Linked DNA regions of Homo sapiens: region 2 is linked to region 1. The links are chromatin contacts, found by Hi-C or POLR2A ChIA-PET in ENCODE. All regions are on one chromosome and are shown on one strand. Each heading gives the region's core, a stretch centred on a gene start or an enhancer-like site at or near the end of the contact. The rest is flanking DNA. Distances are from core to core; before and after follow the strand shown.

Region 1 (5,964 bases), core at 2,566-5,065:
GTGCGACACTATTCAACAGACTAAGTTGCACCGGATAATGATACCATTTTACATTTTTCATATATTATTACATTGAAGGCTTCAAACAGCACTAGCAGGGGCAAATTGGTATTATTATCTCCATTTCATTGATGAGGAAACCGAGGCTCGAAAGGGTAATGTCTGTTGTCCAAGATTAAAGAGTAAAGTTGTACGTTGAATCGGGGTCTGACTCCTAGGCTTAGCATTTTCTCCCCACACTATGCTGCCATGTTGCTTATTCCAACATTAGGAAGCATAGGTGCCATCCCCAGCTTTTGAGGCCAATATCACGATGAAGCATTTTTAAAACATCTCATTAAATTGCTGATATAGTGGAAAGAACCAAAGCTTTGCAGTCAAAGCTGTTTGGGTTCAAATTTACCACTTGTTTGTTCTATGACCCTGAGCAAGATATTCTCCAGATCTGTTTCCTCATTTGAAAAATGGGAATAATAATACGTTTCTTTATAGGCTGTTCTTAAAGATTCTGGAAAATAATGCTAATAGTGTGCCTAATGCTTGGTAAATATGAGTCACTTTTCTGTGCCCACAAAGCACTACTATGTCCCTTAATAAATTTTGTTAATTTTAAAAGTTAGAAAAAAATTAAACTATTTATACATTGTGTATGTTAATTCTTCCCTAGACCAGCCTTAGGAAGAATCTCATCCCCAACTTGTAAACTCATCTTTTTCCGTTCTTTTTGTGCCTGGACTTCTCAGGGCCCTGCAGGCTGATTCTAGTCCCATGTTGTGTGGTGTTTGAAGTGTCTGGTCCCTTTTTTCAGTGAGAGACCAGCTCATCCTTGGGAACTGAATGCCTCAAACTCTCTTTTCTTTTTCTCTCTTCCCCTTCTGTTTGATGTAGTCTTTCCTGTTTCTGGACTCTGTTTCTTCATACTTCCTATCTCTTACCTTCTTTTCACTCCTTTTGTCTTCCAGCTGTCCTCTCTCATTTTTCTGCCTCTCTGGTCTTCAGGTAGAGTTTTCATCTCAGCTATCTTCTTGCTTTTTCTGATGTTGGTTCTTTGTTTCTTCTTCTCATTCTGTTCAGGTCCAAAATTCATTTGGGTCAATGTTATGTCTTAGTGTTATCTTCCATTTCCTTCTGAGCTTCAAAGCCAGGCTGACTGTGCCCTTCCACGCCCTGGCCAGTGTGACCAGGACATCCTTTCCCTCTGGGGCTGCACTGGCTCTTTGGGGGAATTGTTACCATTCAGGGTCTTCAACCCTCATTCTAGGGACTTCCAGTAACTTCTCCCACCTTCCCTCTTCTCAGTAAGACATGGGTATTGTCTTATTCTGTTTCTGCTGCTAGAAGAAAATTCTCGAGACTGAGTAATTTATACACAATAGAAATTTACTTCTCACAGTTCTGGAGGCTGGGAAATCCAAAATCAAGGTGTTGGCAGGTTTGGTGTCTGGTGAGGGCTGCTCTCTGCTTCTAAGATGGTGCCTTGTTGCTGCATCCTTAGGAGGGGACAAACGCCATTTCCTCAACTGGCAGAAGGGACTGAAGCCTCTCCCTCAAGCCCTTTTATAGGGGTCCTCATTGTCAGGCCTCTAAGCCCAAGCCAAGCCATCGCATCCCCTGTGACTTGCACATATACGCCCAGATGGCCTGAAGTAACTGAAGAATCACAAAAGAAGTGAAAAGGCCCTGCCTCGCCTTAACTGATGACGTTCCACCATTGTGATTTGTTCCTGCCCCACCTTAACTGAGTGATTAACCCTGTGAATTTCCTTCTCCTGGCTCAGAAGCTCCCCCACTGAGCACCTTGTGACCCCCTGCCCCTGCCCACCAGAGAACAACCCCCTTTGACTGTAATTTTCCATTACCTTCCCAAATCCTATAAAACGGCCCCACCCCTATCTCCCTTTGCTGACTCTCTTTTCGGACTCAGCCCACCTGCAGCCAGGTGAAAAAAACAGCTTTATTGCTCACACAAAGCCTGTTTGGTGGTCTCTTCACACAGACGCACATGAAACTCATGGTATCTGTGAGGGGCCCTAATGCTATTGGTGAGGGCACTGCTCACATAACTTAATCACCCCTTAAAGGCCCTGCCTCTTAATACTGTCACATTGGTGATGAAGTTTCAATGTATGAACTTTGAGGGGGGACACGTTCAAATCATAGCAGGTGTGCTATTGCCTTACTAGCAAAGTAATCTGGGGGAAGATGAGTAATGTCTCGTTCCACCCCTGATTCCAGTGCTGACTGATTCTGGAGTGGCAGAGAGGGTTGGAGGCTCACCGCTCTGCTCACCCGACCCTCTGGCCATCTCCTCTTAGAATGCAAGGGCAGGGATTTTGTTACACAGCGCCTCTTTTGTTATAGGCTAGCTCCTGCCTTCAAGGAGCACTGAGAAAAATATTATCCCTTTGAACCACAACACTAGTATTTTGGGTACTGTAGCCATTCAGAAGTTTGTTGAACTAATACAAGTTTATATTATTTGTAAAATACTAGAAGGAATGTGTGGTTCCTAAAGTTATGGTATTCCCATTGGTTGAAAGAGAAGACTCTGGCTTCCTAATGCCTTGGAAGGTTCAGGGAGCATAAGCCTAAATATCCTGGTTTCTCTTGGGAATTCTTCACAGCTTGTCATCTATGACTTTATCCACATTTATTTTGAACATGTTTAATTTTCAGCTTGTATTTTCTCAAGGAGTATGTGTGAGTCAGCATTCAGAGTACTTAACACACTTAGTGTCATTAGTGATAACTTAACCCACACGTATAGGAAGCTAGACCTCCATTTACAGAAAAATGGAGGCTCAGAGAGCCTAACTGACTTTCCCAAGGCCACATAACTGGAAAATTCTGGAACTGAGTTTTTTCAGGTATGTCTTGGTATCCCTCGGTGAGCCTTCTCTGTAGAGAAGGAAGTGTCTCCTGGGTTGGAAAGCCCAGGCCGGGATGAACAGCATGGGTGTCCTTAGGCTGTGTGTACCACACACCCCTGGCCTACTCTCCCCTGCTCTAAGGAGTCACCTGAAGGAGCAGCTGCATCACCCCGCCTCACCCCTTCTCCTCAGCACCCAACAACCAGGTCTTCCCAGAGAGTGCTCAGCTATTGGTGAAGCAGGCATCGTCTATTCTTCAAGAAGACAGCAGAGCATCAGGAAAACAAAACACCAAAAAAATACCATAAAGACACTGGAGTGTATTTGTTACCAGCCCTTGTATAACAGAGAAGTATTTCAAGGTCTTATTTGTAAGGCTGGACAAGCTCAGGCTGATTAAAACCACGAGTTAGAATTTGTCTCCCGCTCCCAGGCCCTGCTCAGTTGACAGCTCCTAGCAGGCTGGGAGGCCCCACCCCACCCCCACCCCAGGGGTCCATTGAAGAAGACCATCTGGGCCTGGGATGCTGATGTGATTTTCCCTACTTCTCCTTTTTTTTCATTTGCCTCCTCCACCCACTTCTAAAGCAGCTGATTGCTCTGGTTCCTTTTCATGTTGAGCAAAAGAGAAGACAGATCTTGAAACCTGAGCTGGGGACTGGAGGGCACTGACCGAGAGTAACCCCGTCTGGCTCAGCTCAGCTCAGCAAAGGGCTTTCCTCCTCCGCCTTCCTGAGCTGCTCTCCCTCCTCTCCTTTCCTCCTTCTTTCCCAGCCTCCCCCAAGCTCCTTCACCCCTCTCTTCCCTCTCCTCCCTCCTCCCACCTTCCTTGTCCTCTATGCTCAGAGAACTGAAGGAACACTGAATGGCCTGGAAAGCAGGACCTCGCCCCCACCCCGCGTCATACCCCTCCGCCTGCACGTGCAAATGTGTTCCTCAGCTTGGTCCCAGAGGCCTGGACCTGGGTCCCAGAGGTCCCAGCTGGTTCCCCGGCTTGGTCCCAGAGGCCTGGATGTGTGGCAAGAAGCTGAGGGTTCTGCTTCGTTTCTTCCAGCCCACAAACACACATGTCACCTGTTTTTTGTTCTTTTTCCTTTCCTTTGCCCCACTTTACAGAAGCTCTTGGCTAATTGGTAGGTCACTGTTTGCTCCTCCAGGCAAAACCAAGGAGGCTGAGCTCAGCAGGTCAAGTATTTTGGTCTGTATTGAAGAGACTGTGGTGGGAGAGCCCTCTTGACCTTCTGCTGGATAGTGACTTTCTCTTCTGCTGGCAGCAGTAGCCCAGCTCCGCATCCTGTGACAGAGGTCATACCTTCCAGTTACCCGAGCGAACACTTGGAGCAAGTCAGCTTTTTCCCCTGAAACAGCACGTTCACGTTCTTGATCTTTGGTTTGCACAACAACCTGTGAATGTTATTAGCCCCGTTTTTTTTGTTTGTTTGTTTTTTGAGACAGAGTGTCGCTCTTGTTGCCCAGGCTGGATTGCAATGGCGTGATCTCGGCTCACTGCAACCTCTGCCTCCAAGCAATTCTCCTGCCTCAGCTTCCTGAGTAGCTGGGATTACAGGCATGCGCCACCACACCCGGCTAATTTTGTATTTTTAGTAGAGACGGGGTTTCTTCATGTTGGTCAGGCTGGTCTCGAACTTCCGACCTCAGTTGATCCACCCGTCTTGGCCTCCCAAAGTGCTGTATTAGCCCCATTTTATATCCAAGGAAACTGAGGCTTAGGGAGATTTAAATAGGGGGGAAAGTATAGCTTCATGATTACACAGTCAGGAAATGGCAGAGCTGACTCTTGAATTCAGACCCTGTGATGCTGTATCCAGTGCTGATTTTGTTTTGCCCTGTGTTCCTTTCAGTGTCAGGTAAGAAGACCTCAGAGATCATCTTCTCCAACCCACACATTTTACTGATTATAAAATCCAGGTCCGCATTAACTCATTGGCCAAAGTTAAGTGGCTAAATGACTCTCCTGTTCAGGAAGTATTCCCTGTCTTGTGTGGAATGATTGGTCTTTCGTCCAGGTCATCTTCCACCTATATCCATCCTTGCAGTGACTGGTGGATATGATCATTCCTGGTGATTCCCTGTAAAATACTAGATTTATTTATTCTTTCATAAAGTTATGAGTAGACAAATCAGTCAGCTTCAACCTTTCCTTTACCTTATAGATAGTATCAGCAGAAAGAACTCAATAATTCTGTCTTAGGAACTCAGCCAGGCTAATATGTATTATAATACACACATACATATGCACACACATACACACATGTGCATACCTTAGATCACAAATTCAACATCTCAACTTAGCCGCCAAAGCCACTTCTGTGTCTTGTCTATTCTGAATATGCTTTAAGGTTAAATTAGCCATGAATCTGTTCAGATCAGTCATTCCTGAAAATGATGATGATATTAGCCATCCTTTACCGGGCACCTTACTCAGTGCCCGGCATTATACTAGGTCTGCAGGTACATTTGCTCATTTAACACCTAGCTCAGTCCAATGAGGTGGATGCCATTGTCATCTCCATTTTATCATTTAATCAACTCAGCCTTCCTCTCTCCTGTTCCCCACTCTGCTTCTAGCTGCCACTCACCTGACTCTCCTCTTGATCTGGGCTGACGTGGCTGAGTGGGTTTAGCAGAACTCTTGTGTCCTCTTTACTTGGTTTGTTTCAAGTTCATGTCCTGCTTCATCTTTTCCCTAACTCACTGCAAGGTGAATTTTCTTCTCTGCAATCGGCAATTCCCCAAATCACATCAGGTCATTAATTTATTCACTCATTTGTATTCATTCATTCATTAGTTCATCCATCCATCTATTCATTCATTCATCCAATTTACTGAGTGCCTCCTCTGTGCCAGGCACTGCTGGCTTTGGAATTAAAAACCCTGGCCCTCAAGGAATTTCTATTCTTCTGGGAGCAGGATATTTACATGGGTGACTGCAGCTTGATCTGTGTGGTACTAGTGGAAAACATAGGATGTTGGGCACAAAAGAGTCACAAAACGCCGGGCGCGGTGGCTCATGCCTCTAATCCTAGCACTTTGGGAGGCCAAGGCGAGTGGATCACCTGAGGTCAGGAGTTCA
Region 2 (5,964 bases), core at 1,102-3,601, 520 kb before region 1:
GTAGAATGCCACATAACCTGGGCAATTCTCCCAGGATTATTACCTATAAATTAGGAGTTTAGGTAAGGAAAGTATACTTGCATTCTGATCTACTACAATTCATCTACCATTCATTAAAGAATACTATAGAAATCTGTGCCAACTCATGGCCACATTACCTAGTCTTCAACCTCGAAATATTTCTCCCTTTCTTTAAATGCTTATTACTGAATGATGTAATGAAAGCTTCAATCACTAGAAAGACAGAAAAGGGGGAAAAGCTTGGTTTATATTTTAAGATTTCATATGTCTTGTTAAGTTTTGGGCTTAGAATCGATTTGCTGAACAATTAGGACCTCCAAGCAGTAGAAGGAAGGAAGCCTTCCTCATTTCTCCATGTTGCCATAGGGTTGGCAGAATCTCCACTGCTGCCCTCCTCAGCTTTTGTGAAATAAGAGGGATACAGAAAGGTGTGGAGGGCAGGCATGGAACCTGATGGGAAGATTACTGGTGTGCCTCCATCTGCCCAAGCAATCATGTCTAGGTGATGCAAACTTAAAATTCAGAGCTATGTGGGTACTAGAGTGATCTGTGCTCTGGGATTCTAAACATTTAAATTTGATTTTATAATTATTCATGCTATTAAGTAAGAGTAACACCAAAATAGGCACTGGAAAGGGTTACAGAGGAAAGGTTTTATATCTAAATATTTTATTGAGGCTTTAACTTAGGTTGAATATGCGATTAGTTTGAATATACATATAGCCTCCCTGCCTCCCTCCAAAAATAAACCTATTTCCTTTACTCTTAATTAAATGAGCTTATTTTATATCATATATATATATATTTTTTTTTTTTTTTTTTTTTTTGAGATGGAGTCTCGCTCTGTCGCCCAGGCTGGAATGCAATGGCGCCATCTTGGCTCACTGCAACCTCTGCCTCCCAGGTTCAAGCAATTCTCCTGCTTCAGCCTCCCAAGTAACTCGGATTATAGGCACACGCCGCCATGCCCAGCTAATTTTTTTTTTTTTTTTTTTTTGGTATTTTAGTAGAGACAGGGTTTCACCGTTTTGCCCAGGCTGGTCTCAAACTGCTGAGCTCAGGCAATCCACCTGCCTCGGCCTCCCAAAGTGCTAGGATTACAGACATGAGCCACCATGCCTAGCCTACTTAAATGAACTTATTTTATAGCATATATTTTAAAGTTGAAAACCTACAAATCAGGGGTATCCAATCTTTTGGCTTCCCCAGGCCATCCTGGAAGAAGAATTGTCTTGGGCCACATATAAAATACATTAAGGATAGCTGATGGGCTTAAAAAAAAAAAGGCAAAAAATCTCATGTTTTAATAAAGTTTACGAATTTGTGTTGAAAGCCTTCCTAAGCCATATGCGGCCCACAGGCAGCAAGTTGGACAAACTTGCTATAAATCAAATCATTTACTAAAGTGTAAAGAAGACAGAAAGGAAAGTCCTTACCTCACACTTTTGAACATTATATGCAGTCAGGGGACACATTGTTTAAAATTATTTAAGGATGCAGACAATTATATAATATTTGAAAATAAACATGCTATTTAAAAAAATACGTGTTTAAATTAGGAAGTAATTAGACCAATATATGATAGAGGCATCTGTTTCTATGCTATAGTGACAATATCCATGTGAAAAGCAGCTCAAGGTTCTCTTACACTCATTAAGCTGCTTTTTTCAAATAAAAGTGGAGTAGAGAGATATATTTGTGTACATATACATATATAATATCAACTACCAGAAATAATTTATCCATCTCACAATTAAACTGGGAGAAGACTAGATTGTCTTACTGAGTGGGAATGTGGGTATTGATGAAAACAGCCTTGTTTGCTACTGAAAAATAGCTTAAGAAACAAAGAAAGTACAACCTAGGCAACAGAAGAAAAAGTCAGCCAAGGGAAAAGGACAGCAATGTAAGCAGAACCATACTTTTAAAAGGGGGAGTATGAATTTTAGCAAGTTGAAAGGAATTGCTATGATCACCTTCCAAAATGATAAAAATCAAACCGTCAGTTCAAGTGTACACCAAAATGTTCAGTCTGATGAAAGCCAAACACTGACAGTTAAAAAGGAAACAAGAGCAACAGCAGTTTTACCTTAGGGAAAAAACCATCATCCCCTACCCGCCCCTGCCGAGCACTGACGAGGATGCTGTTCCTTTCAGCTTACTTTTATAGAAGGTGGTCTCAGTTGTGACAAGAATTCTGCCATCCAAGTGATGGGTAAGCACACAAACAGAAAGAGCAGCATGTCCTGCGTGATACAGATAACAAAAGCTTCTCCTGAAGAAGTGCAGTCAGTGAAGACAGAGAGAGAGAGGAAGTGAAAGTGAAATTCTTGGAGGGCGGCCACCTCCTCATCTCCACCTACCATCGGCTTTAGCTCTCTGGAATCAGCGACGCCTCCCTTACCAGCTTCTTTCATTGCTTTCCTACTGTTTTCCACAAACTCCTGCAAAATATGGACCATATTGAATAAATTCTTGGGTCCTTTCAGATTTGTTAGTAGATGAATTCTAAAGAACATCTACATTTTTGACTCAATCTTGGTAAATGGATGGCTTAAAAACATAGCAATAAATAATGTTTAGTATCACACATGAGAGTTGCTAAATTTGTAGAAATGGACTCTGCAATTCGCTGATTAAAAAAATCTTCTTTCCATCCATTCATTGTGACAATCTTACTAAGGCTCCAAGAGATAATGTTAGTTCTACCTGGAAGAGAAAATACCTAACATTTTTAAGAGGCTATTTTCTCATACTCAGAATATCATTTTATTTGTTGTTGTTGTTTTTTTCTATATCAAGGTTAAATGAAACAACAAGAACACGTTACTCCATAAGCCTCCACTTTTAAATAACCATAGAAGGTAAAAGAACACATTGATACTGCTAAGCACATAATGCTTTTTTTCTTAACCAAACCATAAACAAACTACTCTTTTTAAAAAAAGTGTCAATCTGACCATGACATTACTTCATGAAGCAGGAAGACAGGGTGTATCAACCAGAACCTATGGTTAGTAGTAGTCGAAATGGGAATGTGCCCAAAGGGAACATTTCTATTCTGTCAACGTTTACGGGGAACTTCTTCATTAAATATCCTCACCATTCCTACAGAGAAAACTGAAGGGTGGAAAACAGTTATTTTTTACTCTGCTTTTGATCAGTGACTTAAAAAACAGTAACACTCTTCTAAATGCTTTAGTCACAAAAGAGATACAATAATCATGATCAAATTCCATTAAGAAAATAACCAGTTAGAATTAGTTTAGACATTAAGAAAATGTCCAGAATTTAGCTGATGTTGCCAGAAAAAGAGAAAATCAGTGCCAAATAGGTCAGCTAAATCATTTGGAATTCTTGCTATTGAAAAGAAAAAAAAAATCTAGGCTGGGCATGGAGGCTCACACCTGTAATCCCAGCATTTTGGAAGGCCGAGGCAGGCAGATCACCTGAGGACAGGAGTTCAAGACCGGCCTGGCCAACATGGTAAAACCCCATCTCTACTAAAAATACAAAAATTAGCCAGGAGTGGTGGCACATGCATGTAATCCCAGCTATTTGGGAGGCTGAGGGAGAACTGCTTGAACCTGGGAGGTAGAGGTTGCAGAGCCAAGACCATGCCACTGCACTGCAGTCTGGGTGACAAAGCAAGACTCCGTCTCAAAAAGAAAAAAAAAAAAATCTAGCTTATTTATTAATACACTTATTTTAGATTTAACTGGATAAAATATGCTCCTGGAAAATGACTTGTTATTTCAATGTATAATGCTTAGTATTCAATATTACCCATTTTGAGATAGAAATATTTCACAGCTTAATAGCAAACTACTATTATTTAGAAAGCATCTTTACTTTGGTAACATTTAACACTGATTATAACAGTACTTAAACCATTTAATAAGGTTTTCAAAATTTTAAAGAAATTTAATTGAGGTTCTAATATGAAAAATCTGCATATATCTGTGTAAAGGTTCAGATCTTGACTAATAAATAACTATACACTCTACCAGTCATGGGTCTGTTATCGGTATTCATCACAAAATGCTTTCAATTTGGCCTACCATATTTAAGATAATGAGTTTTAACCAGGGTTGACAGCAGTAATGTTTGGGGCAGTGGTGGATAGAGAAAGACAGGTAGGCACTAGGACCTGGGAAACAGGATATTTTGTCTTTGAGCCCCATTTCAGGAAAAGGCTAGAAGCTAGTTTAAAAAGTCAATTCAAATCTATCTAACTACAGAGAGAGGGGCAGCAAGAATAGGGTGAACTTAGGACTATTAACCAGTACTGCTCTAGCTAGGTGGATCTGAAATGATCTTGTCCATGCCAAGAAGCCGTCCTCCCTGACTTACCCTAGATTAACCTCATTTATGAGTCAGTGCTATGGGGTTAATTCTAAATTACTCAGTTGCATATAGTGTGAATTAAATATAGAGAATGTTTTACAAAATATTTTTATTGGTATTTTTATCCCTAAAATAGGAAACGGCATTTGAAGTACTTACCATCAGCACTTTATCCATATAGAATTCTCTGCCAGGGCTCCCATCATTGTATTTTGTATCAATGGCAAAACACAAGAATAATACATCCACTACCATTTCATAAATAGACAGGAAGCAATGAGCGACTAGGAAAGCAAAGAGGCAGACGATGATCAGAGGCAGCACCCATACTGTGTAGTCCTGCTGGTAGTTGAGCAGCATAATCCCAGCTAAACCTGTGCTGCAGACTATCAGCACCTGAAGCAGAGAGAACAAAGATCATATTTAATATCCTACTGAAGAAAGCCACTCTTTTTTCACCATTTGCAGACTTAAAATTCTACTATTTATAAATGATGGTTGCATGAGGCCATTCCATCTCAAATGAGGAAATATAATCCACATATTCTCATATACACCCAGAGTTATACATGCTTATCATATAATATAAATTTTAAAATCATACTTTAAATGATTCTGGTTTAAACATAATTAAGTTTTCCAAATGCTATGCTGCACCCTAAAACTTAATCTATTTAGAATCTGTGGCAATTTTTAAGATAAATGTATGCATATTTTAGAAAAAATTTACAAACTCTTAGCACTCAGAAAAAAAGTGATATTTCAGTGTAATGGTATGTATTTTTTCTAAGCATTTTCACATATATGAAATAGTATTATATAAACAAATCACTATAAGCTTTTCATTAATATACATAGAAGTATCATTATAAATGCTTCATATTTACTCAGCTACATAATTTCATTTTATGAGTGATTTAAAATACATGTAACCATTCTCTTACTGTTAGAGATTTATATTGTTTTCAGATATAAATAATGCTGCAACAAACATGTATAGTCTTAGAACTTTTTCTGTGTTTCGTATTTTATTTCACATAGAATATGTGGTAAATATAATTTGCCATGAAGTGTATATTTGGACTCTCTGTGAAGAAAGAGGTTGCCAAAAACATCCATGCTAAAAGAATAAAAGAAATAGCCAATTTAGTTATTGTCAAGAACCACCCACTCTGATGCTTATTTCACATGCAGCATTTTAAATTTTTTGTGGTTTTTAAAATACATTTTATTCCAGCTTTTCAATAACCCTATGAATGGTTTATGGCAAATATTATCATCCCATTTTATAGCCTTGGAAACACACTTACAGATGCCACCCGACCTGAGTAGAAAAAAAAGAGTAGATCCAAGGTCAAGGTCATAAAAGTAGGAAAAAAGAACAGATCCTACTCAAATAATGGTCTTATGATGTCAACTCCAGTGCTCTTTTCAGATAAAAACTCAGAAATATTTGGATATTGATCCACAGCAGTAATGGATTCTACTGAATTCTAGACACACTCTTTCCCAGCTCTTTATTTTGTCTTGTATAAGGCTTTAAGTAAAGGGAAAAAAGAGACCCCTAGAATCATGGCAGCCTCTTCTTGTCTAGCA

What was found. A loop is a pair of places that touch in the nucleus more often than their neighbours do. ChIA-PET counts read pairs that join two places held with the same protein, here RNA polymerase II (POLR2A). Pooled maps may share reads with other maps.
Region 2: a pooled map shows a loop between it and region 1 (1.8-fold over the local background). The contact joins two enhancer-like sites. A Hi-C loop is called at or near these places in 5 of 50 pooled maps. POLR2A ChIA-PET finds 5 or more read pairs at or near these places in 5 of 52 experiments (AG04450, GM10248, Panc1 and 2 more).

What each region holds. Positions count from the first base shown.
Region 1 is chr9:104,866,707-104,872,670 of GRCh38, reverse strand. The region is part of intron 5 of ABCA1 (ATP binding cassette subfamily A member 1); the gene reads left to right. Among named protein-coding and RNA genes, the nearest start is that of ABCA1, 58 kb to the left of the region's middle. RefSeq lists an enhancer at 3,399-3,488. Within about 2 kb of position 3,815, at least 24 of the 41 ENCODE cell types and tissues checked have a DNase peak (open chromatin) inside an H3K27ac peak, as active enhancers do.
Region 2 is chr9:105,381,923-105,387,886 of GRCh38, reverse strand. SLC44A1 (solute carrier family 44 member 1) reads right to left here. Exons shown (of 16, transcript NM_080546.5): 14 at 4,528-4,764; 15 at 2,385-2,465. Among named protein-coding and RNA genes, the nearest start is that of FSD1L, 63 kb to the left of the region's middle. Within about 2 kb of position 2,351, at least 7 of the 41 ENCODE cell types and tissues checked have a DNase peak (open chromatin) inside an H3K27ac peak, as active enhancers do.